Linked DNA regions of Mus musculus: regions 1, 2 and 4 are each linked to region 3. Evidence: chromatin loops called from intact Hi-C (ENCODE). Cell type or tissue: left cerebral cortex. All regions are shown on one strand.

The links. Hi-C counts contacts between places; a loop is a spot of excess contacts. Peaks named below come from ENCODE experiments on the same cell type or tissue, not always from the same donor. Only the 100,000 strongest peaks of a DNase experiment are listed, where the experiment ranks them.
Region 1: it touches region 3 in a loop (2.8-fold over the local background); 8 of 42 quality-filtered maps call a loop at or near these places.
Region 2: a loop joins it to region 3, with 5 times the contacts of the local background. A loop is called at or near these places in 14 of 42 quality-filtered maps.
Region 4: a loop joins it to region 3, with 8 times the contacts of the local background. A loop is called at or near these places in 5 of 42 quality-filtered maps.

Annotation. Positions count from the first base shown.
Region 1 is chr10:82,124,143-82,132,142 of GRCm38, reverse strand. AU041133 (expressed sequence AU041133) reads right to left here and starts at 4,130. Exons shown (of 4, transcript NM_001163064.1): 1 at 4,045-4,130. The coding sequence starts at 4,047. In left cerebral cortex, no CTCF peak of the experiment used is centred here; DNase peaks (open chromatin) are centred at 3,870 and 4,167; H3K4me3 peaks cover 1,647 bases; H3K27ac peaks cover 1,135 bases.
Region 2 is chr10:82,175,159-82,183,158 of GRCm38, reverse strand. Gm40720 (a long non-coding RNA gene) reads right to left here and starts at 5,023. Exons shown (of 7, transcript XR_003948925.1): 1 at 4,705-5,023. In left cerebral cortex, no CTCF peak of the experiment used is centred here; DNase peaks (open chromatin) are centred at 4,525 and 4,800; H3K4me3 peaks cover 1,401 bases; H3K27ac peaks cover 1,034 bases.
Region 3 is chr10:82,044,080-82,052,079 of GRCm38, reverse strand. Zfp873 (zinc finger protein 873) reads right to left here and starts at 3,957. Exons shown (of 4, transcript NM_001319203.1): 1 at 3,851-3,957. The coding sequence starts at 3,853. It overlaps Gm46195 (a long non-coding RNA gene), which reads left to right and starts at 4,032. Exons shown (of 2, transcript XR_001779681.1): 1 at 4,032-4,191; 2 at 4,494-5,633. In left cerebral cortex, no CTCF peak of the experiment used is centred here; DNase peaks (open chromatin) are centred at 3,685, 3,981 and 4,726; H3K4me3 peaks cover 1,587 bases; H3K27ac peaks cover 1,162 bases.
Region 4 is chr10:81,996,947-82,004,946 of GRCm38, reverse strand. It overlaps Gm10777 (a long non-coding RNA gene), which reads right to left. Exons shown (of 4, transcript XR_003948919.1): 1 at 7,830-8,000. Among named protein-coding and RNA genes, the nearest start is that of Gm10777, 4.0 kb to the right of the region's middle. In left cerebral cortex, a CTCF peak has its summit at 4,110 (motif pointing left); a DNase peak (open chromatin) is centred at 7,583; H3K4me3 peaks cover 613 bases.

The DNA of each region.
Region 1 (8,000 bases), 80 kb before region 3:
CATCAATCACCTAAAACTGATTACCTGGCTAATCTCTGATAAATGCAACTGCAGACAAAACTGGAAAACTTTCACCCTCATTCATGTCACCTCCCTTTCTCTACAATGACCTTTGACCTTGACTGAACTACAAGGCCTTGTAAGTGGACAACTGGTTCCAATTCGTTTGTTTGTTTGTTTGTTTGTTTGTTTGTTTGTTTTTCGAGACAGGGTTTCTCTGTATAAACCTGGCTGTCCTGGAACTCACTCTGTAGACCAGGCTGGCCTCAAACTCAGAAATCCGCCTACCTCTGCCTCCCAAGTGCTGGGATTAAACCACTGCCTGGCAACTGGTTCCAATTCTTACACAGGTCCCTGTGCATTCAAATCTCCCCAGCAAAAGTCTGAACTCCACTAGGAAACTCACTAAGTTGTCTCCTTCCTTTTTCCTGACCTGAAAACCTTACTCCCAGCACTGGGCAGCAGAGGAAGTTTTAGGTGTTCACCTCAATTCTTAACCACAGAGTGCAAGGCAAGCCTGGCTTCCTCTGCTGGATAGTTTTCTGTCAACCTGACACAGCCTAAAATCATCTGAGGGAAGGGAACTTCAACTCAGAAAATACCTGTATAAGATTCAGCTGTAGGCAGGCATGTAAGGTATTTTTAACTTAGTGATTAATGGGGAGGGCCCAGTCCATTGGAAGTGGAGCCATCCCTGGATTCTATAAGAAGTCAGACTGAGCAGATGCTCTGGAGCAAGCCAATCCAAAGCACCCTCTATGGACTCTGCATCAGCTCCTGCTTCCAGGTTTCTGCCCTGCTTGAGTTCCTGTCCTATCTTCAATGACAATCAGTGTTGCTGAAGTGTCAGCCAAATAAACCCTTTCTTCCCCAGCTTGCTCTTTGGTCATGGTGTTTTATCACAGCAGCCGAAAAACTAAGACACCTACATGACACATTGCTCTATAAATAAATAAATGAATAACTACTTGAAGAAAGTTGGATTAAATTATTACTAATTGAGAAATATTGGAGAATAGAAGCAAGTAGAGATTAGAGTAGTGATGTATGTAAAACAACTGAAAACTTAAAAGTAATACTATGGTGGTTTAAATGAGAATGGCACCCATATGTCCGTATGTTTGTTCATCAGGGAAAGGCACTGCTTGGGTAAATTTAGAAGGTGTGGCTTTGTTGGAGGAAGTGTGGTCTTAAAGGAAGTGGGTCATTGAGGGGTATGATTTGAGTTTCAAGGGCTTAAGCCAGGCCCATTGGCTTTCTGTCTTCATGCTGCTGTCAGTGCTTCTATTGCTGAGAAGAGACACCATGACCAAGGCAACTCTCATAAAAGAAAACATTTCATTGGGGCTGGCTACAGTTTCAGAGGTTTAGTCCATAATCACTATGGCAGGAAGCACAGCATCGTCCAGGCACACAAATTGCTGGAGAAGCTAAGAGTTCTTGGTCTTGATCCACAGGGAGCAGAAGAGGAAGCCTGTGTCACACTGGCCAGCCTAGTGCATATAGGAGACCTCGAAGCCCACCTCCACAGTGACAGACTTTTTCAACAAGGCCACGCCTACTCCAACAAGACTACACCTCCTGATAGTCAAGCATTCAAACGCACGAGTCTCTAGAGGCAATGCCTACACCACTCTATGCCAGATGCTGATACTTAGCTTTTAAAAGAGATAAAATAACTACAGATCACGTTAAAACAGATCAAGTTCATTCCTGGTAAAGTGAATGCCATTAATAAGAGAGTTTACGACCTTCCCTGTGTAAAATGTTATTTGCTGAGTGCTATATGCTGCTACACAAGCCACAGACAAATGCCCTGTGACTCAAACCTCTCACCACACTGAAGAGAGCCAACTAGCTTTGCACTTACCCATCTGAGAGAGTTGGAAAAGTGGAAATTTCATTGGACCAAGGTAACCTCCCCAAATTAAACATCCACCAATTTGTTTGCCTTCATTCCTATCATATGAATTAATGCATAAAAGTCACCTGAAACATCAGAACATTCTTTATAATGGAGACCAGCTTAAAACCCAGCTACTATCTGTTTCTGTTTCCTCCTGCAGTTTACACAGTAAACTATTCCTTCTATTCTGGTTTCAAGAAAGAGAAACACAAATCTTTGTCTTGTTACTGATCTGGCCAGCCCACTACATGGTTCAAATGGGTGTTTTCAGAACTGTGTGGTGTTAGAAACCTTTAATCCAAGAAATGAGGAGGTTGACTCAGAAAGGCAGCAAGGCCTTAGAAGACAACCTGAGTCAACACAAGAGAGCTTGTTGTAAAGGATGTTTACAAAAAGCCTGAAGGTGAAGCTGTTCTGGAATTAATGGGCCTTCCCAATGAGAAATCACACCACACACATCGAGATTAGTGAATAAAAAATCTCTTTATAATGCCAAGTCTCAAGCTCCAGTGAACAGATTTTGCAAACTTCTATAACTACACACTGCAGACTTATACATCCCACATATGCTGTCAACCTCTAGTCGTTCAAATAAGAATGGTGCCCACTAGCCAGGCGTGGTGGCCCATGTCTTTAATCCCAGCACTCGGGAGGCAGAGGCAGTCGAATTTCTGAATTCGAGGCCAGCCTAGTCTACAGAGTTCCAGGACAGCCAGGCTACACAGAGAAACCCTGTCTCAAAAAAACAAAAAAACAAAAAACAAAAGAAAGAAAAGAATGGTGCCCACAGGCTCATGGGTTTCAATGCTTGGTCATTAGAACGAGGTGTTACTTGACAAGGCGAGGACTTTTTTTGCTTTGGAGTTTGCGTGGCCTTCTTGGAAGAAGTGTGTGTCACTGGGGCTGGGCTTTGGAGTTTCAAATGCTTGGGCTAGGCTCACAGTCTCTCCTCCTTCCTGCTGATCTGGATTTAGAACTCTCAGCTACTTCTCCAGCACCATGTCTGACAATGTCCCACCATACTCCCCACCATGACCAAACCTCTAAAACTATAAGCAAGCCCTAATTAAATGGTTTCCGTCAATAAGAGATGCTGTGGTCATGGCATCCCTTCACAGAAACAGAACTTTGACTAAGGCACTGCTCCGATCTAATGGCTTCCTAGGACTGCTTTCTTATGCATCCCAAGACCACCTGCCCACGGCAGCACCAAACACAGTGGGATGGGAACTATTGCATCAATCATTAATCAGAAGAATACCTATCCATTGCTTGTTCCAAGCTCACCAAATTTGACCAGTATACCTACTGAGTCTTCTCCTAACACCCAAAGACAGATTCTAAAGCAAACCTAAATTCTCTTAACCCTCAGATTTCATCTTGTGCATAGGCATACACACATGTAAATTTCTGAAAATCTGTCAAGTTTAAGACTGGCGAGATGGCTCAGCACTTAAAACCACTTATAAAAAAGCCGATGACAAAAGGTCATCATGAATGAAAACATGAGCACACAAGACTGAATAAACAGCACAGTGACACCGTCTGACTTCTAAATTACCCTACACCTGCAATAAAGACTGTGCTGTTTGAGACAAACAGAACATGAGAGAACAAGCACACTTAGGGCAAAAACACAATTAATATTCGGTCGATTTTGACAACTTATGCAGGGAAACACAGTGAGTCTGGCCTTACTAACACACGTGATTGGTCCACCGTGGCATCTACATGCGAATGTGTTAATGACACAGACTTTACACTGCGCAGAGTTAACTGAGATGGATGCTACACCCGAATGTCAAGTGCCAGGTTCAGAACTTCTGGAAGACTAGGGAAACTAGAGGTCTGCCAGCCAGCCACTGCCTCCCTTGACAATGACAGCGCGCATGCGCGAGCTCTGCAGCCAGCCCAGAATGGTTTATAAGCCCAGCTCCCGCTTCCCATGCGGTGCGCAGGCGCAGCCAGGAGACCTAAGTCAATGAGAGGTCCCGCTTCCACCTGCGGGACCACAACTCGGGAACAAACGGAATGACACCGACGCCGCGTCTCGCCGCCAGTTCCCGCACCCCGAGTCAACCCCACACGGGCTCCCGCGGATCTGCTCCTCCCCGCGTGGGGACGGCGGCCCCGCTCACCATGGCGCGGATTCGGACCTCGCCCCACTCTCCTCACAGCTGCGGGAAGCAGGGTCACTGCGCCCAACATGGATGGAGGAGTCTTCCTCTGCCACACACCGGAAGTGCCCGCCTCCATTCCGATTGGTGTTCCGCCTCGAGGCCCTGATTAGCTGGTGAGGCCTGAGTGACAGGAGCAGATCCCTTAGCGACTGAGGCTGTGAAGGGACGCAGCACAGTCATTCTCAGCCCTATCCTCCACCCCAGGCACAGAACAGATTGGCCTTACACCTGGACTGCAAAGTCGTCCCTGCACCTAGTGGGAACTTCTCCTTCATATAGGTCTCTAGCATATGCAGATCATTAAACAAGGTGTAGTGGATTGATCCCCCTGCCTCACAACTGAAAGAAAGCCCATTTCCATTCAGGTCAGATTTAAACTACCGGATGGATATTTACCAGGTATCAGCAATTTCAACAAGGCACACCATGGATTGCAAACACCTCTCTCAACTGCACGTCGTTGAACAAACATAACAGTGCCCCAGCCTTCTGCGGTGGCACTGCCTTATCATGCAACCTTGTGATGTAGAGGCAGGGCATCAGTAGTTTAAAACAGCCTGGTCTATGGCACAATACACCACCAATTCTGGTCCAGGGAGGTATCAGTATAAGATGATGATGGCTCATGCCAAACAAGTTTATTAAGAAGTGCATGTATGATACACTGTTTGCAGAGGGAGAATCAGTCAGCAGAAACCAATTCAGCAATGCTGACAAGAAAAATACAGGATGCCTCAGATTGAGCACAGGTGGCCTTGGAGCTTATAACCACGGCCCCTCAGGCCAAAGAGCCAGGTTCCCTTGACTCCTTCAAGACCTCCTGAAGCACCAAAACAGACCTTGCCAAGTTGACCTTTGGCAAGAACATAAAACTAGCACCTCTAAGAAAGTCTTGGATGGCAGGAGACGGGTGTTAAATCATTCTTAAAGTTGTTTTCTATGTGGGCATATTAGAAGTAAGTTCAGGGTGGCCAAGGAAGAGACCAGCATTGCCATTTTAGTGTCTGGAAAAAGAAAACGTTACTCTTCATCTAGAAGCTATGTTCCTGCCCTAAGCAGAGGCTTTGTTGGTTTTTATTCTAAAGAGGTGGTGGCTGTATCATTTCCCCTTTGGCTTGAGTCTCACCTCAGTCTTATTCATTTGGATAGTCTAGAAAGAATTGCTGCAACGGATATGGAGAAGTAAGAGAAAAGACGTGCTGCTCCAGAGACAAGTGGATCTTTGAGGAAACTAAGGTTTTACCGGGATAGGGAAATTAAAAATATTTGAATTTCTTAATCCAAAAACAAGATTAATAGTACTTGATGGAAAATACTCATATTTGATTTGTTAAACATATATCCTTTTGTCTCTTCTATAAATGCTGTTCCTTTTAAACTCATTTAAGATGTCATCACTATGTTCTGTGTTGAATCAAGAAAGTACAATGAGGAGGGGTACCTGTTTAGTGTTAGTTGATTCAATAATCCTTAGCCAGACTTCAAGTACAAAACAAATAATTATTGCATTTATTTCATTATTATGGTTTAGGGTGAGACCTTTGCATCATAGGTATGGGTCCTTGGCCAATTCTCATTGGAATGTTAGGCCAGAGATTCTGTTCTCTTGGTCATGGGGATTTCCATTTAAATATGTTATCACTTTTAACTTCCCTCCTTCCCACAGCTCCTAGAATCACTTAGCTGAAAGATCAGAGTTCTCAAAACACTTTTGAGATCGTTGGACTCTAGAAAGGATAAAACGTTCCAGGCAGTCAGCTTTCTCTCTCATTTCTTTAATTTTGGAAGCTGCTTGCTTACACTTTGTACATACTCAGGTAATTATTCCTTCTTGGATGTCTATTGGGGTTGAAGACTAGACAAAGTCTCCCATATACGTTTAAAGTGTTTAGGATTTAGGAAAATGTATTAAGCTCTATACAATTATGGTAAAGAATGATTTAAACACAGAATTTAAACTCACCAAAATAGAATAGATTATAGAATACTTTATCCAAAGATTCCAAACAGAAAGAGCCTTTTATTAGCTAGAAGGGGAAAATGAAGACATAATGTTTTGTGCCCTGTGGGAAGATTATCTCTGTATTATTCAAATGCTGATATCTCTGGCCCCATATCTGGTTTCAAGCCTTATTCAAAGTATCTCCAGCCTCATTGTTGCATAAGTACTGCTCACTATTTATTCCCTGACTTCTGAATAAAATCTTACCAGTCAATTACTGAACAGGGGAGAGAATCTCTGCAGCATTAGACTCCTTTCCCACTGAGGGAAGACAAGGCAGCCCAGATAGGAGAATGAATTCTACAAATAGGCAACAGCTTCAGGGACAGAACCTGCTCCAGTTGTTAGGGTGCCACAGGAAGACTGACCTGATGTGTGGGTTTATTTCTGGTCTCTGGTTCAATTCCATTGACCAACCTGTCTGTTTCTATACCAATATCATAAAGTTTTTAACACTATAGCTCTGTAGTATGCTTATAACCAGGGATGGTGACTCCTCCAGAAGTCATTTTATTGTTTAAGATTGTTTTAGCTATCCAGGTTTTTTTTTTTCCATATGAAGTTGAGAATTTCTCTCTCAAGGTCTGTAAAGAATTGTGTTGGAATTTTGATGCATTGAATGTTAGATTGCTTTTGGTAAGATGGCCATTTTCACTATGTTAAAGCTACCAATCCATGAGCATGGGTAATCTTTCCATGTTCTGACATCTACCTTAATCTCCTTCAGGAACTTGAAGTTTTGTCATACAGGTCTTTTGTTTGCTTTGTTAGCGTTACACCAACATATTTTATGTCATTTGTGGCTATTGTGAAGGATGTTGTCTTCATTTTTTTTTCTCAGTCCATTTATCATTTGTAAAAAGGAGGGCTACTGATTTCAGTACGTTAATTTTGTTTCCAGCTACATTGCTGAAGGTGTTTATCAGTTGTAGGAGTTATCTGGTAGAATTTGGGAGGTCACTTATGTATACTATTATATTATCTGTGAATATTGAGCAATTCTGTCTCTTCTTCATTCCAATTTGTATCTTGTTATCCCATTTACGTATCTTATTGCTCTAGCTAGAACTTCAAGTACTATATTGAATAGATAGGAAGAAAGTGTACAACCTTGTCTTGCCCCTAATTTTATTGGAACTGCTTTAAGCGTCTCTCCATTTAATTTGATGTTGACTATTGGCTTGATTTATTTTGTTTTCATTATGTTTTATGCACTTGTATCACTGACCTCTCCAAGAATTTTAACACGAAGAGGTGTAGTATCTTGTCAAAAGACCTTTTCAGCATCTAATGAGTTGGCCATGTGACATTTTTGTTTATTTATATGGTGGAATACATTGATGGATTTTCATATATAGAACCATCCCTGCATTCCTGGGATGAAGCCTTCTTGATGGGATGAATGCTGTGTTCTTGGAGTCAGTTTGTGACTATTTTATTATTTTTGTGTTGATATTCATAAGATAAATTGGTCTGAAATTCTTTTTCTTTGTGGAGTCTTTGTGTGGTTTAGGTATCAAGGTGACTCTGCTATCACAGAATGAGTTTGGCAGTGTTCCTTCTATTCCTATTTTGTGAAGTATTTTGAGGAGTAATGGTATTAGCCATTCTTTGAAAGTTTGGTAGAATTCTGCACTAAAACCATGATAACTTTTTCTTACTGGCATGAGGCATAAAAAAATTAACAAGTAAATTTATCAGGTGATCCACTTTTTTGATATATGAATGGATACTTGTATTCTCCTCCTTTTCATTGGAGACCAAGGAGAAGAAAGTATGTTTGGTGTCTCCATATTTAAAGATGTGACTCTGGAATACTTTTGACCTCACTGAATTCTCCTTGTATTTTTGTCTGTCTGACTTTAACCTGTCTGTGCTTGAACTTCATGTAGGCAAACTTCTGGAATGTATA
Region 2 (8,000 bases), 130 kb before region 3:
GATGAACACTGATATGAAGTGTAAACTAACAACCCCCCCCCCAAAAAAAAAAAAAGATAAACAAAAAAGTCAACAACACTAAAAAAAAAAAAAAAAAAAACTTGCTTTTTGGTCATAGTGTTATAGTGTTTAGGAACCATAATGAAGACACAATGATTCGGGAGACTCAGGATTAATGCCTTAAATGTATGTTATCCTGCTGTAAAAAGTGATACCCTCTGTCAAAGATCAAAAGCCAAGGTGTGGGTAAATGTAAGAACAGAATCAAATATTTCACATGGACAAAAACCTAAATATCCAACTGCAAAAAATATAAACATAAAAATATCAGGCTTAGTAAAATGCCTTGGCATGGAAAAGCAACTCGTTCTATTTTACCACACATTATGTAGAGATGGTGTCTGTGATGGTGGTGATGGTGTGTCTGCATGAGAAGAACCAAGGCGGTTCAGTTTCAACCACACAAAGAAAAGGAAGTGTGGGGAGGGTATAAACACTCACTGCCCTTCTCCAGAGACTAACTTCCTCCAGAAAGCCTCCTCCTAAAGGTTCCATAAGCATCTCGGTGAAAAGCAGCACAAACCGGAGACAAATGTTCAAATACATCATCCTACACTGGAGATTTGTCATTCAACCTACCACAATTTCCACATAGGTCATAATAGGATCACAGTCAATCCATGATGCAAAATACAGTTAGTCTAACTTCAAAATCCTTAGATTATATAACAGTTCCAACACTGTTTGGATGTTCAAAGTTTCTTCTGACACTCAAAGCACTTTCTTGATTGTGACATCTTATAAATTCAAAACACTAATTTATATCTACCCAACACATAATGGAACAGAATACACATTTTTATTCTAAAGAAATAAAGACAGATTAGACCAAGGCAAGCCTGAAACCCTGCTAGGAAAATACCAATCCTGAAGTTCTGTGTTAGATACCTGGGGCTTCAGTTTCAAAGGTTTTAGATGACTCTTTCTCACTGCGACTCTCTGGCTACTTTTCTCTTTCTGCACGAAGCTGTCAAATGACAAGTGTCTCAAAGCTTGGGTATCTCAACACCTTGTGGTCTCAAGATGCAAAAAAGGCTTCATCTAATGAACTCATTCATCTAATGAATCAAGGTTTCATCTAATGAACTCTCACAGCCTCCTCACTGGGGATCGAACTCTGCCAAACGGATGGCTGCAACAGTGCTGAACTAAAAGTACAGAGGAAAAAGCCATAACCTTTAAACCTTCCATCTTTCTTCCCTCAAGAAATGGTGACTTATAGATGCCACCACCACTTAGGATTCTAGCCGTGGATGGACCTGGCTCTACGGGAACAGAGCGGCCACATATTCTGTATGAAGCTGCTCTCTGGGACTATGAATCACCTGTCCTTCTCCTTCCATAGTTAAATGTTTAGCTGGGTATTACAGTGACCTTACAATACCTACTCTGTATTTTCAAAGAAGACCAGGTGCCTTCTCTCTCTCTCTCTCTCTCTCTCTCTCTCTCTCTCTCTCTCTCTCTTTGGTTTGGTTTTTTTAGGTTTTTTTGTTTGTTTGGTTGGTTTTTTGGTTTTGGTTTTGGTTTTGGTTTTGGTTTTGGTTTTGGTTTTGGTTTTGGTTTTTTAAGACAGGGTTTCTCTGTATAGCCCTGGCTGTCCTGGAACTCACTTTATAGACCAGGCTGGCCTCGAACTCAGAAATCCACCTGCCTCTCTGCCTCCCAAGTGCTGGGATTAAAGGCATGCGCCACCACACCTGGCTGAGCCTTCTCTTTAATGGCCCTAATCTCCCTTTCAGCACATGACTACCATCTGAAACTACCTAGTGTTCTGCCCCTATTGTTACTCGTTTTGTCTATGGACCTGCATGAGTCATCAATAATAACCATGCTACAGATTGAATGTTTAGTCAGGAAAACAACCCATTACTCTTTCATTCAGCCTTACTCAATTTCATGTGACATGGGCAGAATACAGACAGATAATATGCCAAAATGTTACACAAACAACTCAACTCAGTGACTATTCTATTGCTGTAAAGAAACATTATAACCAAGGCAACTCTATAGTGGAAGGCTTTTAATTTGGGGATTGATTACAGTGACAGGTTAGTTCATTATCACCATGAAAGGAAGCATCACTGTGGACAGATATGGGGCTGAGTATTACATCCTAACATAGGCAAAGCAAGCAGAAACATTTACCTTGGAGAGGTCTTTTGAAACCTCAAAGCCCACCTACAATGACAAACCTTAACAAACAAGACACATCTACTGCCACATGGGCATACCTCATAATTTTACACCTTTAGTTCTAATAATTGAGGACCAGACATTAAAATATAGGAACCTAAGGCTATTGAATAAATATAAACAATGACAAAAAAATATAACCTAAGTAGAAAGAACTCCAAAGAAAAAGAAAGGTGAAAAATTGAGAGAAGCAGGAAAAGAGATGAGGGGGAAAGAAACAGAACCAAAGAGACAGAGAGAAAGACCAAAAGAAGAAAACATTACACAAAATAGAAAGGAGCCTCCTTTCTTTGGCAGGTTATAGGTTTCCTCAATATAAACTTCCCTACTATGTCCAGTGAAGGATTAAATAAGTGAGGCCTCCAAACTTAGGTTTAAGTACCTATTTTTTTTTTCTATCTGCATGGCATAATCCTTTGTTTTCATCATGATAATGGACTAAACGTCTAAAACTGTAAGCAAGCTCCAATTAAATGTTTTCCTTTATAACAGTAGGTTTTCTTTACAGCAACAGAACACTACCACAGACACCAATACATGGCATTTCAAGAGATAAAAATAACTAAAAGGACACTTAGCTATATTGATGTTGGAGTAAAGTAGGCTATTTCATGGTAGAGGAATGCCATTAATAACTGACTCTATCAACCTGTCTTGTGTATGTTACCCACTGGGTGCTGGAGGCTGACAAAGTTGTTACAGCCAAATTGCCTGCTTCTCAATCTTCTCATCAGGTCTGCGATTACCCAAATATGATAGAATTACCCAATTGGAAATTTCACTGGCTCAAGCTAACCTCCAGAAATTATATATATAACAAATTAGTTTGCCTTCATTCATATGGTATTAATTAACTCATGCTGAGAAGGCACTCATCCTGCCCCATTAAATCTGTCTTTATATCAGAGACCTCTGCAGCTCACTGCCTAACCTGTTTCCCCCTGTAGTGTATACAGTAAATTATTCTCTGTATTCTGGTCTCAAGGGAAAGTCATGCTCCAAAGACAAACCCCTTTCCTGTTACTGAATGATCAGCCCACTCCATGACTCAAATGGGTAGTTTTAGAACTGTGTGGTACTTAAAACCTGTAATCCAAATAATGCGGAGTGGATTCAGGAGGACAGCAATAGCAATGCCCTGTGGGGCTACACATGAGGTCAAGTCAACCTTAGAAAACAATGTTAGACTTTAATAAAGAAAAATCTCTTCAGTAAAAACGAGCCTCCAGCTCTGGCTAACACTAAGGGGAGCCGGAAAAAAAAAAACAGATATGCTAACGTACATACACAATAAGTGTATGCATTCTGCATATGCTGTCAAACTGAAGAAATGCTGTTTACTGCCCTCCGGCTATCATGGCTCCCTATCGAATACAACTCAGGACAACCTGCACAGAAGACCTGGGTTTAGTTCCCAGCACTAACACGATGACACAAAGTTATTGAGATCCTGTGGCAGAGCATCTAATGGCTTCTTCTATCTTCTGTGGAAACCAAATAATCAAATGATGAACACACATACATGGGAGCAAATCACCCATGCACATGAAACAAATTTAGTAAATTAGAAATAGACCCCTTATCTCTTATTATGTCAGCATGGATACAGAAATGACCAGAAATACATAGAAATATGACAAACATCTGTAGCCAGAATTGTAACTTTGTAATTAAAAGAATCAAGGAATTCAAAGGGAGAGAAATTGCAAGATTGTAGACAAGAAGTCTCAGTATTATTGCAGGACACAATCTGAGCTATAGATTCAACAAACGTCCACTAAAGAGTCTAACAATTTCTGCAATGAACTACAGAAAGCAGATGATAAAAGGTCATCATGAATGAAAACGTGAGCACACAAGACTGAATAAGCAGCACGGTGACACCGTCTGACTTCTAAATTACCCTACAGCCGCGATAAAGACTGTGCTGTTTGAGAAAGAAAGAGACCAACAAAACACGAGAGAGCACTCAGAAACAGCAACATAGCTAATGTAGGTAACCCAGTAAGTCTGGTCTTACACATGGGATTGGACCACGGTGGCATCTGCATGCAAATGTGTTAATAGCACAGACTTTACACCTGCGCGGAGTTAACTGTAGAAGGATCCTGCGCATGAATGTCATATGCCAGGTACAGAACTTCTAGAAGACACTAGGGAAACTAGGGCTTCAGCGAGTCAGCAAACCTGCCTTCCCCGACAATGAAAGCAGCGCATGCGCGCGCACTGCTAGATGACGTCAGCATTAAGGACAGACCCACACACAGCCCTCCAATCCCCTGTTCTGCACAGGCGCAGCACAGGGATGGAAATTATTCAGCAGCTGCCAGGAGCGTGAGTTCCAGGGACTGCAGAGACCTCCTGGCGTGCCACGTTTCTTCGCCGTCCCCGCAGCCCAGGGCGAACAGGCTCCCGCGGCTCCGCCCGCGTGGGGACGGCGGTCCCGCTCACCATGGTGCGGATTCCGAGCTCGCCCAGCTCTGCTCACAGGTCCGGTCGGCAAGTCACAGCACGGAACAGAGACCGCGGGGAGCCTCCCTCAGACACTCAGTCGAGCCTGCACTATAGCGGACCGGAAGTGTCCGCTCCTATTCTGACTACCAGTCCGCTTCGAGGCCCTGATTGGCTAGTGACAGGAGCAGCTCCCTTAGCGAAAGAGTGAATTGCAGAGATTTAGCACAGTGGTTCCTAGTCCTAGCTTCCACTCCAGGCACAGAACTGTCCCAGACTTGCAGAGATTGGCATTGCAATAGAGCTTCCACCTAACTGCAAAGTCGTCCTGAACACAGTAGACACTTCTTCCCCCTGGAGTGTTAGATCATCAAAGCTGGTCTGTCTGCCAGCTTCTCCCTGCATCCCTCAGTCCTTACCTATTACAATGTTGGCTGGCATGCTCGCTCCTACCCTGAACTTGTCCAGCCCAGGATCTGGGCTGCCCTTCATGAATTTCAAGCTGAGAGTGATGGGGCAGTTCTGGAATCCCATCACTTAAAAGGTTGAGGCAGGAGCATCACATGTTTACGGTCTTGTATAGCTACGGATTAAGTTGACATAAAAACTTCAGGAACTTAAGCAGAATCTGCCATAAAATAACTTTTTATTTAAGGTTCAGTGGACAGATGCTGCCCAAGCAAGGAAGGGGGTCTAAAATGAGCACCCAGTATTCTCTACCACCAAAATGAAAAGAGATCAACTAAAACCAATATACTGAAATAGATGGATCAGAAGGGCGTGGTGTGAGAGGAACCAACTAGAGGGCTGAAAGAGTAAAGGCACTTGCAACCAAGCCTGAGGCCCTGAGGTCTATACTCGGGACAGAAGACTTGTCCTCGAACCTTCATGGCATGTGTCTTTACACATCTCAATAGCCTAAATTCTGAACTTTTATAAAGAAAAATGAAAACAAAAAACAGAAAGGCACCAAAACTAAAAAGGAAAATACAATACCTAGCTATGTCCAACCATTGTCCAAAATAAAACTCCTTCACCACACTGCCAGAATGACAATAGGATGCAAAGTATTTACAGTTAACTTCCTACAAGTTATGAAGTTATCTCTGTACAACTTCCTAAAACATGAACAAACGAAGAGTTTTACGTGAAAATTATCTCCTGGGCATTTCTGTTGCATTAAACAACCAACTCTACTATGAGTTGATAAAGAAAAGAAAATCAAAGGACAGAAAATGAAAATAATTATAAATGAAATTCATAATAAAAGGCATAAGAATCATGAGTATAGGGTCTATCAGTCAAATTAAACACATGGGATGTACTAAGGTCTGTCTCTGTACTACGGACTTTGCCTCGGACTTATGTACGCTACTGTGATCTCCACACAGGTGCCAGGTAGATGACAACCGCACATGACCAACATCCTACTGTGATGTATAGATGTGACTGGTGCGAGAGAGCTTAGCTGCATCCCTTCCATCTGTCAGATCCCACTCACCAGTCCTGAGACTCACCACCAAACATTATCGTCATGCAGTGCTGACTTACAGCCTCCATATTCCAGACTTGTAAAACCCAGGCCAGGCCACCACCGTCTGTAGACCATGCAAGTGAGCTACACAGGGAGATTCTTGCCTGTCAGTCAAAGGGACACCTCTCGCCTTTCTTGCTCTAATGTTGTACTCCTAGATCTGTGTTCCCAGTACCTGAATCACTGACTACAGAAAGCTGGAGATGACTCCAAGATGGAGGCCTTCTTAGCTCTGCAATCTTAGGAGAATGTATCTGATCTCAGGAATTTACTCTGTAGGGCCAGATTAAGTGTCTAGTCTGGCAAAGCCAATCCTGCCCCTTGCCCAAGCCCTTTGTAGTACATGACAGGCTACAGAGTAAGGTTAAGGGGTCCCACTATCCTAGCCAAAATGCAAAGTATGGTGGCTTGAAGCTCTGCTGGCAGCAGCCATCTGCTGAGCCAGACCTCTGGGAGCTCAGGTCTCATTTCTGGGGCAATGGTCTGGTTTTCCTGTGAACCTGAAAAGGGAAAAAGTAAATCTACCAGTTTCTGGGCTAGCCATGCCTCAGGCCAGCCGTGGGAAACGTGCCATGATTTCCATTTTTGTAGAAGAAAGTTTGATTTAAAAAATATGCGTCAATGGGCTGGTGAGATGGCTCAGTGGGTAAGAGCACCCGACTGCTCTTCCGAAGGTCCAGAGTTCAAATCCCAGCAACCACATGGTGGCTCACAACCATCCGTAAGAAAATCTGACTCCCTCTTCTGGTGTGTCTGAAGACAGCTACAGTGTACTTACATATAATAATAAATAAATCTTAAAAAAAAAAAATATGCGTCAAAACCCTGTGGTCTCTTAAACTATTATTCTGTTTACCATAGAGCCTCTTAATATTCTGAAGACTCAATTATACACATTTTACTGCCTACTTGACACATGAGTTTACAGATTCGTTTTGCTTTTAATTTTGAATCATTGGTGAAAATTAAAAATAAGTACTTTTTAAATCATGCGCCTACTATTTTTCTTACTCGGGGCCTTGCTCTGTAGCCCAGGCTGGATGTAAACACACTATGCTGACTAGGCTAGCCTTGGAAATCATAAAGATCAGTTTGCCTCTGGTGCAGAGTGCTAAGATTGAAGGCATGTAACACCATGCCTGACTTGTACTAATTCTGCTTATTTAGCCACCAAATAAAAAGCAGCCAGGCGTGGCACACAATTGTACTCTGTATTAAGGATCACTGTGAGGTTTAGGCAGGCCTGGGTTTTAAGCCAGACCCTATCTCAAAAAAAAAAAAAAAAAAAAGCAAACGGTGACACCATGAACAGTCTCTGCCAATGCAGTGCATTGGTCCACTGGTGCCAGTCTTTGTCCTAGAGTCCCCATAGGAATATGGCATTGCAGTTTTGCCATCAAGTCAACTTACCATATTTTGACATCCCTGCCTAGAGTCTGTGATGGTGCTGAAGCAGCAGACAGGAGCAGTATCGGTGGCATGAAGAATCCCTGCGCTATTTCACTGCTCTACTCCACTGCTTCAGTGAGGAATCCTGTGTCCTGCTTGCAGGCCTTCCGTGAAGGGTTCGTGAAACCCACACTAATACTAGACTGGCATGTTCTGGCTGGCATGTTCAATCTGGCATACTATATAATTTCTGGGACTCAGGTGATCTAGATGTCCAGATGTCTTAGTTAGGGTTTTACTGCTGTGAACAGACACCATGACCAATCCAAGTCTTATAAAGGACAACATTTAATTGGGGCTGGCTTACAGGTTC
Region 3 (8,000 bases):
TGGAGATGTAGAACGCTCAGCTACTCCTGCACCATGCCTGCCTGTTTGCTGCCATGTTCCTGCCTTGATGATAATGAACTGAACATCCTGAACCTGTAAGCCTGCCCCAACTGTTGTCCTTATAAGAGTTGCCTTGGTCATGGTGTCGATCCACAGCAGTAAAACCCTAACTGAGACACTGGTATACCCTCCATTTCTAGATGGTCACGTTGTATGTTGTCACATTGACAAAAGAAAACAGATATCATAACTCATCCCTTGTTAAATGTGACACACAATCATATTTATGTCTAAATGAAAACAATAACCATGTCAAAATAATGCCTAACTTGATATAACTATGCCTCGTACAGCAACAAAGGCATAAACAACAAGCTTACCTAGGTTCTATCTTGCCTGAGTCCATCATTCCCTTATTTCCACTTAATATCTTCAATCTATTTATCTGCTTGAACACAGGATTTAGCTCCATTCCACTTCCTGGTGCCCCTTTAATGCTTGAACATACATTTTGTATTGAAAGAAAATAAAACTTGAGACCTGTGATTCATGTAATTTATGTCAAATAGCCCAAAGAGTTGTTAGTGAGCTTTGAAACCTGGGGCTGAGAACATAGCAGAACAGGCCAGGACATGCCCAGGCAGGCCCATCCTTAAGACATTCCTGAGGCTGCTTGGCCATAAAGATAAAGAGAATGACTGGCCTGGAGCCTCCCTATCTCCCGCCCTTCTGACCTAAGTTAAATGTTATCTGCATTTACAGTCTGCTGATGTTTAAATGAACCAATCATGTGAAACTGCGCCAATTCCTCCCCCAGTCCCAGCCCCTTTTCTATAAAAACCCCTGGCTTCCAAGCCTCGTGGTCGAATCCACTGTCTCCTGCATGAGATACATTTTGACCCGGAGTTCCACCATTAAACTACCTCGTGTTTTTACATCAAGACGATCTGTTCGTGATTCTTGGGTGCACGCCGAATCGGGAGTTGAGTGGGGGTTTCCCCACTAGGTTCTTTCAGTATCTGTCCTTGCTCATATTATTCCTTTGTAAAATGTTCTCTTACTAAGAGTGAACCACAGAACAGAGTCTACACTAGGCTGTTTTGAGATTTCCTTTGCCAAAGTAATTATTCTAAATCTCTTCACCTTAGCCTCAAGCAGCCTCTTCAGACATAGGCAAAAAGCTGTCACACTCTTCACCAAAATATCACAAGGACAATGTCTAAAAAACATATTAAAATTCTTCCCCTATGAAATCACTTGAGCCAGGCACCCAGAATTCAAATTATGCTCAGCACCACTGTCTTCCATGCTTCTAGCCCATTAAATCCCACTTAAAGCATTCCACTGCTTTCCTAATCCAAAGTCCCAAAATCTACATCTCTCAAACAAAAGCATGGTCAGGCCTATCACAGCAATACCGCAGGCCCTGGTAGCAACTTCTTAGTTAGGGTTTTAATGCTCTGAGGAGACTCCATGAATAAGGCAACTCTTATAAAGGACAACATTTTATTGGGGCTGATAATGGTTTCAGAGGCTTTGTCCATTATCCTCATGGTGGAAAGCATAGCAGTGTGTATGCAGACTTGCTGCTGGAGGTACAGCTGAGGGTACTATAGGTGATCCTCAGGAAGCAAGGAGGACAGGCAAGGAAAAGGAACACTGGGCCTAGGGGCAGGGCTGTCCATAGAAAATACAAGGGACAAGACAGAGGAAGTAATAGCTGGATCTATTGGATTAGTGAGCTGACCTTCCTGGAAAGATAGGAACATAATGATTTGACTCCCCTGGCATCATTTGCCTAAGGAAATTAGAGTACAAGTTTTAAGAGATAGGATTTGGGCTTGTGAAGGAGCCCTAGGGGAAGTTGCAAGAGGAATGAATATTGCATATGAAGAAAAGTTTGGAAAGTACTGTAGAAATAGATATATAAATGAATATATCTTAATAAAGAGATCTTGCAAGTTTTAGACAAGTTAAAAATATTAACATTATCCTGACCTGTTTAGGCACCATTCTGTTTTCATGCTAATGCTATAACCATATGTTCATGCCTAGATGACCTGTGATGTGGAGTTTTTTCTGAGAGATAAAGGTTAATGTAAAACTTGCTTTAGCAGACACTAAACTGTGTCTTTGGGTGTGCATTATGCTTTCTGGTGGCATAGTTACATGAGGTTTTTCAGAAAAACTAATGTGCTTGAGAAAAGTAATGAAAAGGCTTTGGATTATGTATTACTGCATAACAAGGAAGTGTGTAACCAATAAAAGCCTGAGATGAACTCAGAGAGAAAAAGAAAAGACAAACCAGAAAGCTGTCTCTGAGCTCAGCTTCTGAACAACTATGAGTCACCTGTCAGCTTGAGCCTGCATCATTGCCTGAGACTCTTGACTTCACACTGGTCCAATCCTCCCATTCTCAAGAACCCCAAAACAACTGAGGCTGGTCCTCAGCAATTGTTCCTAGCCACAAAAGTACAAATGATCTTGACTGGTGGCCATGGTGGCACCAAACACAGTGGGGTAAGCACTATTATATCAATCATTAATCAGGAGAATACCCTACACATTTGCCCACAGGCCAGTCTGACTCTAGCTTGTGTCAAACAGACCGAGTCTCAAACAGTACCTCTGAGACATCTCCCAACTCCCAAACACAAGACTTTTAACAAACCTCAATCACCTTAACCCTCAGTTTTCAGCCTGTGAAATGGGCACACTCACATGCAAATTTTTCAAAGTCTGTCAAGTTTAAGACAGAAGAGATGGCTCAGCAACTAAGACTTCTGCTCTAGTGGAAGAGCTGGGTTTGGTTCCCAGCACTAACATGGTGGTAAAAAATTATTCCTAGATCCTGGTGGCGACATCTAATGGCCTCTTTGGTCTTCTATGGACACCAAACACCCAACTGATAAACACAAATACAAGAAAGCCAAACACTTGTGTACAAGAAACAAATGTAGTAAATTAAAAGTACAGATCCCCATATCTCTTATATGTCACCATGGATAAAATGGCCAGAAATACACAGAAGTGGGACAAATATCGGTTGCCAAAACTATAAATATATAATAAAAAAAAAAAAATCAACGAATTCAATCAAAGGAGAGAAATTGCAAGATTGTAGACAAGAAGTCTCAGTATTATTGCAGGACACAATCTGAGCTATGGATTCAACAAACGTCCACTAAAGAGTCTAACGATTTCTGCAATGAACGACAGAAAGCCGATGACAAAAGGTCAGCATGAAAGAAAACATGAACACACAAGGCTGAATAAACAGCACAGTGACACCGTCTGGCTTCTAAGTTACCCTACACCTGCGATAAAGACTGTGCTGTTTGAGAAAGAAAGAGACCAACAAAACACGAGAGAGCACTCAGAAACAGCAACACAGTTAATGTAGGTAACCCAGTAAGTCTGGTCTTACACATGGGATTGGACCACGGTGGCATCTGCATGCGAATGTGTTAATAGCACAGACTTTACACCTGCGCAGAATTCACTGGAGATGGAGCCCACACCTGAATGGCAAATGCCAAGTGAAGAACTTCTAGAAGACTCTAGAGAAACTAGAGCTCTGCAAGTCAGAAAATCTGGCTACCGTGAAACCCGCGCATGCGCGTGCACTGAATGGTGCTTTGCACTTTGCGGACAGCAGGTCCGGCGTCCCAAGTTGTACGCAGGCGCAGAGAGGGGAACTAAGTCGATCAGAGGTCCCGCCTCCGCCTGGGAGATGAGGGGACCTCAGGGGGAACAAAGGGAATCACACCGGGCCCCGCGTCTCGCCGCCGGTTCCCGCACCCCGGGCTCCCGCAGATCCTCCCCGCGTGGGGACGGCGGCCCCGCTCACCATGGTGCGGATTCCGGGCTCACCCACTCTCCTCACAGCTCCTAGCAGCAGTTGAAAAAGCAGCACACAGAACCACAAGAGCTTCCCTAAGACTCACAGTCAAACCTGCAGCATGGTGGCGGAAGTGCCCGCCTCCGTTCTGACTGGCAGTCCGAATCCAGGCTCTGATTGGTTAATAAGGCCTCTGTGACAGGCGCTAACACTCTAGAGTCAAGAGTGCCTTACAGGGACAATGCACAGTGGTTTGCAGGGACAGAACTTTCCCAGAGCTGTGGAGATTGGCATTGCAGCTGAACTTGTGCCTGGATTGCAAAGTCATTCCGGCACTTCTCCTTCACACAGTAGGTATTTCCCCTTCTTCCTCCTGGGCACAGAATGTTAGGTCCTACAACCAGGGATAAAAAACTAAGGTGGGTACTTTATCAGCGCAGAGGCTGTCTGTCAACTTCTCCCTGCATCCCTCAGTCCATACTGCTTACAGAGTTGGCTGGCATGCCCCGACCCTACCCTGAACTTCTACAGCCCTGCTTCCCACAGCGGCCCTTCCCTTTATAATCCAACCATTTAGATTACCTAGGGGTGGGGATGTATTTTTATTTTTCATCTACCCTTTACATTCCCGATCTCTTGGTCTGCCTGAGAGGCTATTGATGGAGCCTAGTTGGAGCACAAGACCAGAGCATACTGGAGAGCCCAAAACCAAGGGATGATCACCAAGAACAGCGCAGAGTGCTACAGAGGGCAGAGCTGGAGATATGACTCAAGCCCTTTGGAGGAGCCCAGAAGATAATGTGTGTGGATCCCCAACATTGGAACAAGAAGGTGTGAAGTTGAAGTTGCCTCGGAGACTATATTAGAGATGCCAGAGCCATAGAATACCTGCCAAGGAAAACTGCTAATAGGAAGTGGAGCCAGCCAAGAGAAAGAATTGTGTTTCAGTCACCAAAGCTGAAAGGAGTTAGAGATTAGACATGAAAATGCAGAGTTTGGCGTTTCCCCAGCTGATTTCTGGTCTGGCTTTGGTCCAGTATTTCCTCACTATAATTTTGGACTGGTCATGTGCATCCTGTGATGTTGAAAATACACAATTTCCATTATGATTGAGATTTTTTTTCAGGTGATTACAGTTAAGAGATTGCATAAGTCTCAGAAGAGACTCTGAACTTTGGACTTTTAAACATTGTTGAGACTATGATATACTATGGGGACTTTTGCATTGTGGCTATGATGGCCCCTATAGACTTGTGTGTTTAAACAAGGATGTAAGGCCAGGAAATGGAATGTGGTGGTTTGAATGTGCTTGGCCCATGGGGATTGGCACGACTCAGGTGTGTCAATGTTGGGGTAGGTATGGCCTTGGAAGATGTGTGGCACTTAGCGAGGTGGGTGTTGAGGCTCCTATGGTCAAGCTTCATCCAGTGTGGGAGACTGCCTCCTCGTGGCTACCTAGGGAAGACAGCCTGTCCTGTACTGGGTACAATCAGATCAAGATGTAGAACTCTTGGCTCCTTCAACACCTTGACTGCCTGCTCACTGCTATGCTCCTACCATGATGATAATGGACTGAACCTCTGACAATGTAAGCCAGCCCCAACTAAATAGATTTCTTTATAAGACTTGCCATGGTCATGGTGTTTTTTCATAGCAATAGAACCGTAACTAAGGCACACACTCAACAATGCTTATGCCTTTTACAATAATTGAATGGTGTGAACCCAAATGGACAGGCAGTTGTACAACATGGCTCTCATGTGGCTATCACTAAAATTGTGACATCTGTTAAGGCATTCTTTCCTTGTGTTGTTTCTTAGAAAAAATGCCCTCAAAACATTGATCAGGTACCTGGCATTGGGGTATGTGGCATTATGAGAATTTAATAAGCATCACGCTGGGCAGTGGTGACACATGCCTTTAATCCCAGCACTTGGGAGGCAGAGGCAGGCAGATTTCTAAATTCAAGGCCAGCCTGGTCTACAGAGTGAGTTCCAGGACAGCCAGAAAAAAACAAAAACAAACAAACAAAAAAAGCATCACAAAGCTGGCCTTATTTACACTGTAGCTTTTCCTTAAAACTTCAGGTTATATTACAATTTCTTCAGAGGTACATGAGTATATCCTCTTGCACATGAAAATTACCTTCTACATCTTCTAAACCTTTTTTATGTCCTTCAATATTGTGGTCTTCCCTTTTACAAAGTGCCTTTAATATAATACCAGAAAATGAATATTATCAGAAATTATGCATATTTTGGTAGTCATGTGCCTCCAAAAGATATTCAGGTATTAACAGAGGTCCTAACCCTCCACATTGGTTTTTTGTTTTGTTTTTTATGTTGTTGTTTACCCTCCACATTGTGAAGGCTCTAGTGAATATGCAACAGCCTAAAGAGCCAACCATGGGAAAGCACACATCCAAAGCAAACCAAAGGAAGAGATTGCTGGATGCTCCAGAGGTGCCACCAGTGAGCAGCCATGAGAGCTGAAGGCTGCAGACAGAGGCAAAGCTGGGTCTCAACGCCTCACATCATGCCCTGCCCTGCCCTGCCCTGCTACTCTCCATGCCTGTTTTTTCTTAATATATTTGTGACTCCTCTTTTGAAGTTCATTCTTGTTTCTGCCCAAGGATGTCCTAGGAACCCATGCTTTTATTTCCATTTTTTTAGTGACTTTGACATAAACAAGGTATGGAGAAAGTACATTGTAATATAGTTTCCTTCTCAGTTAATTTATTTGTTTCCTGTTTTCTGTGTCCTACCCTATGAGTGAGTACTTAATCTGCTAAATTATAATTTAGTAGGCCACCTAATATAAAATGCCATCTCTATGTGGGGGGTTTAGTTCATTCATGATCTACTTCTATCAGAGATTGATGAATTGTAAAATTGGAGAAAGGAAATGCTTGTCTCAAAATTTTTCCGTTTTCTTTTGCTTTCTCCCTATTTTTTCAAGAAAGCTCTTGCTGCCCTGGAACTCATTCTGTGAAGGAGGAGGGCCTGGAACTCACAGAAGTCTACCAGACTAAGCCTCATCAGTGCTAGGATTAAAAGTGTTCCCATCACCAACCAGCATGAAGAAAATGTTTAAAGGGGACATTGGAAGTGTGTCCCTGAAGGAAGACAAAGCCCTCCCTAACTCACAGCCATTAAAAGTTTCCTGGGATCCTGTTACTCTCCTGTACATTTACAGGGATCTCAGTCTTCAATGATGGCGATGAAAACGTTTTCTAGGCCTTTGCTCTCGGGATCTTCTCCTTCAATTCCTATTATTCTTAGGTTTGATCTTTTCATAGTGTCCCAAATTCCCTAGATGTTTTGTGTCATGAACTTTTTAGATTTTTCATTTTGTTTGATGTATCGAGTTCTTCTATCATATCTTCTCTGCCTGAGATTCTGTATTCAATTTCTGATATTCTGTTGGTGATTCTTGTGTCTGTAGTTCCTGTTCTCTTTCCTAGGTTTTCCATCTCCAGGATTGCCTCAGTTTCTGTTTTCTTTATTGCTTCTATTTCCATTTTCAGGTCTCAGACAGTGTTATTCATATCCTTCACCTGTTTGTATTTTCCTGTATTTCATTATATTTGTTTGCTTAATCTTTTTTTTTTAAAGAGGTATTTATTTATTTTATGTATATGAATACACTCTCCTGTCATTGTCTTCAGGCACACCAGAAGAGGGCATCAGATTCCATTACAGATGATTGTGAGCCACCATGTGGTTGCTGGAATTTGAACTCAGGACCTTTGGAAGAGCAGTTAGTGCTCTTAACCATTGAGCCATCTCTCCAGCCTGCTTAATCTTTTAATGCCTCTAACTGTTGGAATGTTTCCCTGATTTCTTTGAGGGATTTATTCATTTCCTCTTTAAAGGTTTCTGTCATCTTTATAAGATTGGATTTAAGATTATCTGTGCCTCTGTTTCATTTGGGTATCCAGGGCTTGCTGTAGCAGGATAGCTGGGCTTTAGTACTGCCCTGGATCTTGTTATGTTTTTCCACTATCCTTTAGGCATTTCATTTTCCCTGTTGTTGGCTGGATGATCCTGATGATCTCAGAACTTCTTGGGAAGGCAAGGGGAGCTGTTGGCCAGACAATAAAGGTCAGGGGACCCAACTCTGCTGGATGTTCCCCTAGCTGGACTGCCTTGTCTGACCT
Region 4 (8,000 bases), 47 kb after region 3:
CCCCAGGGTGCATGAGGATCATGGGTGTTGCTACCAGTCCTAGTTTAGACACGTCACCAAAAGTATTTAAGCCACACACTTTCTGAGCCTTCTTTGTCTACCTCAATATGATATAGAAGTAAAAGTTAACCGTGGAAGAATCTGGTGTGTCCTGTGTTTATTTCCCGCGGGACGGGGATAAGCTCGGGATATGTTGGAGTAGGTATGTCACTGCAGGTGTGGGCTTAAGACCCTCATCCTAGCTGCCTAGAAGTATTCTTCTAGCAGCCTTCAGATGAAGGTGTAGAACTCTCAGTTGCTCCTGCACCATGCCTGCCTAGATGCAGTAAAACCCTAACTAAAATACAGTTCATTATCAAAAAGTTAGAACAGAAACCCAAGCCAGGCCGGGCGTGGTGGTACACGCCTTTAATCCCAGCACTCGGGAGGCAGAGGCAGGCGGATTTCTGAGTTCGAGGCCAGCCTGGTCTACAAAGTGAGGTCAGGACAGCCAGGGCTATACAGAGAAACCCTGTCTCGAAAAACCCAAAAAAAAAAAAAAAAAAAAAAGAAACCCAAGCCATGGAAGAATCTGGAGGCAGAGGCCATAGAAGTTTGCTGTTTTCTGGCTTGCTCCCCATGGCTTGCTCAGTCTGCCTTCATACAGAACACAGGACCAATAGCCCATGCATGGCACAACTACATTTGGCTGGGCCCTCCTGCATCAATCACTAATTAAGAAAACGCTCCACAGCCACTGTCTTAGTTAGGGTTTTACTGCTATGAACAGACACCATGACCAAGGCAAATCTTATAAAGACAACATTTAATTGGGGCTGGCTTACAGGTTCATAAGTTCAGTTCATTATCATCAAGGCAGAAGCATAGCAGCATCCAGGCCGGCATGGTGTAGGAGGAGCTGAGGGTTTTATATCTTTACCCAAAGGAAGCCAGGAACGGACTGGGCATCCTCGGGCAACCAGGAAGATCTCCAAGCCCACCCCCACAGTGACACACTTCCTCCAACAAGGCCACACCTTCTAATAGTGCCACTCCATGGGATGAGCATATGCAAACCATGACAGCCACTTTTTAGTCTTTGTGAATTTCATATCATGTACCCCAATACCTCTCATCTGCCTGCCCCTTTGTTTCAGCCCTCTGCCCTTTCAACTCCCTCCACCCCAGAAAAAAATCTTGTTGTGGAAGCCATTGTGTATGTAGCACAATGTGTCTCACAGTATAAACTTTTGTCCACACATCTGAGTTGCAAATGTTCATTGCAATGAGTGACTGATCTGGTTTGAGTCCTCTGGCCTCTACTACCTCCCCGAATCCCCCTCGGATATCCTGTTGTCCTCTGTTGTGGAGATCCTGGAACTTTAAATCTGCAAGTGAAGCCCCCTTCATGTGCCCCAGCAGTTCAAAGATGAAGTAGATGTTGGGTTGACTTAACTCATAGCCCTGGATATTAACCTGAGTGGTAGCTAAGTTGGTCACACCAACAGCTCACCCACACCCATACCACCAGGGCCAGCTTTACTGTCCTGCTTAAGCAAGGCATAGGCCAAGCCCTCCCAAGTGCTGCAGCCACTGAGTGGCAAGGCCAGCTCTCCTGCTTGATATAGGTGGCAAGGGCTGGGGCGGGGGTAGTCTCTCCCTCCAAACAACAAGGAGGGGCAGGACCAGCACAGACCAGGGATGTCTGATGGCTTTTGGTAGTAATACAGGCCATGGACATCTACATGGACACCTGCTGCTGCAAGCCCTCTGACCCGGACATGAGCCTCAGCAGCTGCACAGGCCAGGACTTCACCGTGGCCTCAGGGACATAGCATTCTACTCACGTCGGGCTGCTTTTTTCACCTTTGCATCTGTTGAGCCACTGTTAAGGCCAGAAAGTTGTGCAATTTCAGGAAGCCAATCTGGAGCAAGAATGAGGCTGAAACATGTCCAAATCCCAAAAATCTTGTCCTGAGACCACCAGGAGGTAGGACTGTTCCCTCCTTCGAGTCTGCATGTTCTAGTGCACATAGGCTCTACAACCCCAACCCTCTGCCACCCTGAGATAGCTACATAGCCTGGAGACCAAATTGCACATTTAGCTTCCTCTCTCCCTGAGGACACGCCCAGCAAGCGCCTGGAATTCCTCTTCATGCTAATGGAGTGTGCCCAGCACCTCAGCACAGCTAATGATGTACACTCACTGAAAACCCACCAACCTCCCAAAGTCCATATGGCCCCTGCTACCCCCAACAAAGGAGGGCTGTTTCACTGAGAATCTCTCCAAGGCTTTTTCTCCCCTGCATTCAAGCTGGCTGGATCCTGCAAATACACCCCACCTGCATAAGCTTCTTTGCTTTCATTCCAGGCATGTGGATATCAGTGCCTGGTTACCCTGAGAGAGGAAACAGAGCCAGGGAATAAAGCCTAGGTCACCTGATCTGTACAAGCTGCTCTTAAAAAGTCACCTGCACATCAGCTTTCTACAGCAGGTATTCAGTGGCTAGTCACACAAGAGAACCACTGTGACCATGAGAACTGGACTCAACAGGTAGCAAGGTCCTCTTCTCTTGAAATTACAACTGGAGGAAGTTTTGTCTGTCTGTTTCAAATGTATAATGTGGCCACTACATGTTTGTTTCTGACTGGTCTTAAATATTTGCATATACAATGTTCTACATGTTTTGGTTATAGATCAATGGCTTATAAGTTATTGGGTATGGTTAAAAACCTGTAACATCTGTATCAAAAAGTTAACTTAAAACTCCTAACTCAGGGTGGGAGCCATTCTGGGCAGTAATACTGGGCATGAGCTAACCAAGAAAACGTGTCCAAAGATACTTTAAAATAAGGAAAAGATTTTATATAATTAATTTCTGTCCTGTCTTAAAACCCAAGGGTGTGTGTGTGTGTGTGTGTGTGTGTGTGTGTGTGAGTATTAAAACTGCACCTCCATACAGTCATGTACAAAACAAAAAAACAAAAACCTTTACAACTTTGTAACATAAAAGTAAGCCAGTTGTTACTGATTTTGGAAACACTGAGTTGTTTACACTGTTAAATCTTGGTTTTGGCCAGGCGTGGTGGCGCACACCTTTAATCCCAGCGCCCGGGAGGCAGAGGCAGGTGGATTTCTGAGTTCAAGGCCAGCCTGGTCTACAAAGTGAGTTCCAGGACAGCCAGGGCTATACAGAGAAACCCTGTCTCGAAAAACCAAAAAAAAAAAAAAAAAAAAAAAAAAAAAAAAAAAATCTTGGTTTTGCCTTCTAAAAATGACTGTGCTCTCTGACTTCACCCTTTACACAGGTACTTTTTCAATACTGGAAAACATACAATTGAGAAATTTTAAACTTCTTTTTAAAAAGTTTAGGAATTTTACAAAAAAAATTAAAAACTGGACATTTTAGAAACAGCAAATTTTTTAATTTATAAGGCTATGAGACAATTTAAAGTTCATCAGATATTTTATTGTAATGACCTTATCAATATATGATCTTGATGGATAGATAAATAAGACTAATAAATATCACAGCTAAACACCAGGCCACAAAATTCCTATCTTATGAGGCAACAGAATAATGACTTTAGACAGTCTGATAAGGAACTTGAAACAGTTTCTCAACCTATGGGTTGAAACCCTTTGAGAATCAAAAGACCTTTCTGCAGCGGTCCCCTAGTGTTGCCAGACTGTCATATGTTTGTTTTAAGGTTGTGGTCACAACAACATAAAAGAAGAATTATGTTAAAGGATTCCAGGATTAAAACACTAAGAATCACTTGCTTAAAAATATGTCTCTCTGGGCTGGAGAGATGGCTCAGTGGTTAAGAGCACTAGCTGCTCTTCCAGGGGTCCTGAGTTCAATTCCCAGCAACCACATGGTGGCTCACAACCATCTGTATTGGGACCCAATGCCCTCTTCTGGTGTGACTGAAGACAGCTAGTGTATTCGTATAGATAAAATAAATAAATAACTTTTAAAAAAAAATATGTCTCTCAGGCTGGAGAGATGGCTCAGTGGTTAAGAGCACCGACTACTCTTCCCAAGGTCCTGAGTTCAAATCCCAGCAACCACATGGTGGCTCACAACCATCCATAATGAGATCTGGCGCCCTCTTCTGGTGCATCTGAAGACAGCTACAGTGTACTTAGATATTATAATAATAATAAATAAATCTTTAAAAAAAATATGTCTCAGCCGGGCGTGGTGGTGCGCGCCTTTAATCCCAGCACTTGGGAGGCAGAGGCAGGCTGATTTCTGAGTTCGAGGCCAGCCTGGTCTACAGAGTGAGTTCCAGGACAGCCAGGGCTACACAGAGAAACCCTGTCTCGAAAAACCAAAAAAACAAACAAACAAACAAAAACAAAAACCAAAAAAAAACATTTCTCTCTTTACCTATCTATTCCGACTAACACAGACTGACTTAAAGATACATGTCTAACCTTAGCTTAGAAAAAGCCTCTACAAGACTGGGTTGTAGGTAGACCTGCAAGGCATTTTTTTTTTTAATTAGCAATCAATGGGGAGGACCCAGTCTACTGGGAGTGGTGCCATCCCTGGGCTGGTGGTCCTGGGTTCTATAAGAAAGCAGGCTGAGCAAACCATAGGGAGCAAGCCTTCCATGGCCTCTGAATCAGCTCCTGCCTCCAGGTTCTTTCCCTGTTTGAGTTCCCATCCTGATTTCCTTCAATACTGAACAGTGATGAGGAAGTATAAGCCAAATAAACCTTTTCCAACCTGTTCTTTGGTCATGATGTTTCATCATAGCAACAGAAAAACTAAGACACCTACCTACATGACACATTGTTCTAAAAAAATAAATGAATGAATAACCACTTGCAGAAAATTGAATGAAGTTCATAATAAGTGAGAAGCACTGGAGAACAGAAGCAAATAGAGACGAGAGCAGTAATGCACGTACAAAAATGATATTGTGAAAGTGATACTGCAGTGGTCTGAGTGAGAATGACCCCCGTAGGCCCCTATGTTTCACTGAGTGGTCATCAGGGAGTGGCAATGCTTGAGAAGGATCGGGACACGTGGCCTTCTTGGAGGAAGTGTGGTCTTAGAGGAAGTATGTGACTAGGGGCGTGACCTGAGTTTCAATAATTAGTCAGGAGGGAGTGGCACCCCTTGGCAGAGAATAGGAGGGGTGGTGTTGTAGAAGAAAGTGTCAGTTGGGGTGTACTCCGAGGTTTCAAGGGCCCAAGCCAGGACCATTGGCTTTCTCTCTTCCTGCTGCCTACAGTTCCAGATGTAGAACTCTCAGTTAACATGCCTGCCGCATGCCACCACACTCTTGACCATGATGACAATAGAATAAATTTCTGAAACTGTAAGCAATCCCCAATTAAATGCTTTCTGTTATAAGAATTGTCATGGTCTTGTCATAGCAATAAAATACAGGCTAACTGTATTAGTTAAGGTTTCCATTGTTGTGAAGGGACACCAAGACTACAGACAGCAATTCTTACAAAAGAAAACATTTCATTGGAGCCAGCTTACAGTTTCAGAGACTTACTTAGTCCATTATCATCATGGCAAGAAGCATAGCAGCATCCAGGCAGACGTGGAGCTGGAGAAGATCCTGAGAGTTCTAAGTCTTGGTCTACAGGCAGAAGAAGAGGGGGACCGTGTCACACTGACCACATTTGATCATAAAGGAGAAGTCAAAGGTCACCTCCACAGTGGCACACTTCCTTCAACAAGACCACACCTACTCCAACAAGGCCACATCTCCTCATAGTGCCACTCCCTAGGAAGCAAGCATTCAAACACATGAGTCTATGAGAGCCATATCTATTCAACCCACCACACTAAGTCACATATTGAAACTTGGCTTTTAAAAGAGATTAGAAATAAATAAAAGATCAGCTAGATATTTTTACTTTAAAACAGAATAAATTCTTTCCTGGTAGAGAAAATGCATTCATAGGTGACTATCTGGCCTGGCCTGTGTAAATATTAACTGCTGGGTGCTGTACACAGGCCAATCAATACCCTGTGTCTCAGTCCCCTACCAGAGTGAAAAGAGCCAACCAGATTTGCATTTATTTACCCACATGAGAGAGTTATTCAATTGAAAATTTCATTAGCCCAAAATAATATCCCAAAATTGGACCCACCAATTTGGTTTGGCTTCATTCATATGGTCTGAATTGATGTATGCTAGTAAAAGTACACAGAAAGTCACTCACCTGACACATCAGCACCTTCTTTATAACAAAGACCCCAGCAGTTCACTGAATTAAACAACCTATAATTCAGCTATTGCATAGCCTGTCTCCCCCTGCAATGGACACAATGAACTTTTCCTTCTATTCTGGTCTCAAGGGAGAAGCCATATTCCACACACAGAGCCTTATGGACAGCCCACGACATGAGTCACATAGATTTTTTTTTTTTTAGAACCGTGTGATGTTACAAACCTTTAATCCAAGAGTTGAGGATGTTGACTCTGAAAGGGAACAGGGCCTGTATAGCCACATAGTGGGATGAAGGCAACCTGAATCAACATAAGAGACCTTCTCATAAATTTATTTTTTTAAAAGCCCTACCTGGACTGGTTGGGCCTCATGTTTTACAAAGAACATCAGCTATGAACAAAGCTGTCTCAGACTCTGAAAGAAGACAAGTGGTAATAGAAACCTTGGCATATGGAAATGCAAACACTGAATATTTAAAAAGATATTAAATCATTAAAGGCAGGGGCAGCGCCCATGTACAAGTGGATAAAGGAGACAACTGATATTGTTCTAACATGCATCATGCTAATATCATTTGTTACTAGCATTAACATGGTGGCACAAAATTATCCATAGCTCCTGTTGCAGAGCATCTGATGTCCTCTTTAGTTTTCTGTGGGTACCAAACACCCAACTGATGAACACATACATTGAAGCAAAAACACTCATGCACATGAAAGAAATTTAGTAAATAAAAAACACATACCCTCATAACACTTACATGTCCCTTTGAATGAATACAGGAATACCTAGAAATGTGACAAATGTCTGGAGCCAAAACTGTAACTATGTTATAAAAACAATCAATGAAATCAACCAAAGTAGAGAAATTCAAGGATTGTAGACAAGAAGTCTCAATATTATTTTAGTGCAGAATCTGAGCTATAGATCCAACAAATGAAGAGTCTAACGATTCCTGCAATGAACGACAGAAAACAGATGACAAAACATCATCATGAATGAAAACATGAGCACACAAGGCTGAATAAACAGCACAGAGACACCGTCTGACTTCTAAGTTACCCTACACCTGCGATAAAGACTGTGCTGTTTGAGAAAGAATAAAAAGATCAGCAGAACATAAAAAAACAATTAGAACAAAATCGCAATTAATATTCGGTCGATTTTGACAACTTAGGCAGGGAAACACAGTGGGTCTGGCCTTACTAACACACGTGAATTAACACATGCGAATGTGTTAATGACACAGTCTTTAGACCTGCGCAGAATTCACTGTAGATGTACCCTACGCGTGAATGTCAAGTGCCTAGTAAGAACTTGTAGAAGACGCTAAGGAAACTAGAGCTCTGCCAGTCAGAACACTTGTCTTCCCTGACAATAAAAGCCGCGCATGCGCGCGCCCTGCAGAATGACGCGAAGAGTTTCCAAGCAATTTCTCAGGCTGTGCGCAGGCGCAGCCAGGGGACCTGTGCCAGGGAGAGGTCCGGTTTCCGCCTGCGAGGGGCAAAGACCCTCAGTAACCTCAGGTGAACGAACGGAATCACACCGGGCGCCGCGTCCAACAGACGGTTCCCGCACCCCGGGACAACCCCACACGGGCTCCCGCGGATCCTCCCCGCGTGGGGACGGCGGCCCCGCTCACCATGGCGCGGATCCCCAGCTCGCCCTCTCTCCTCACAGCTCCTAGCAGCTGGTCTCAGCACGGAACCCGGAACCACCAAAGCCTCCCTCAGAAACACAGCGGAGCCTGCAGCATGGCGGACCGGAAGTACCCGCCTCCATTCTAACTGGCATCCGTATCCAAGCCCTGAGT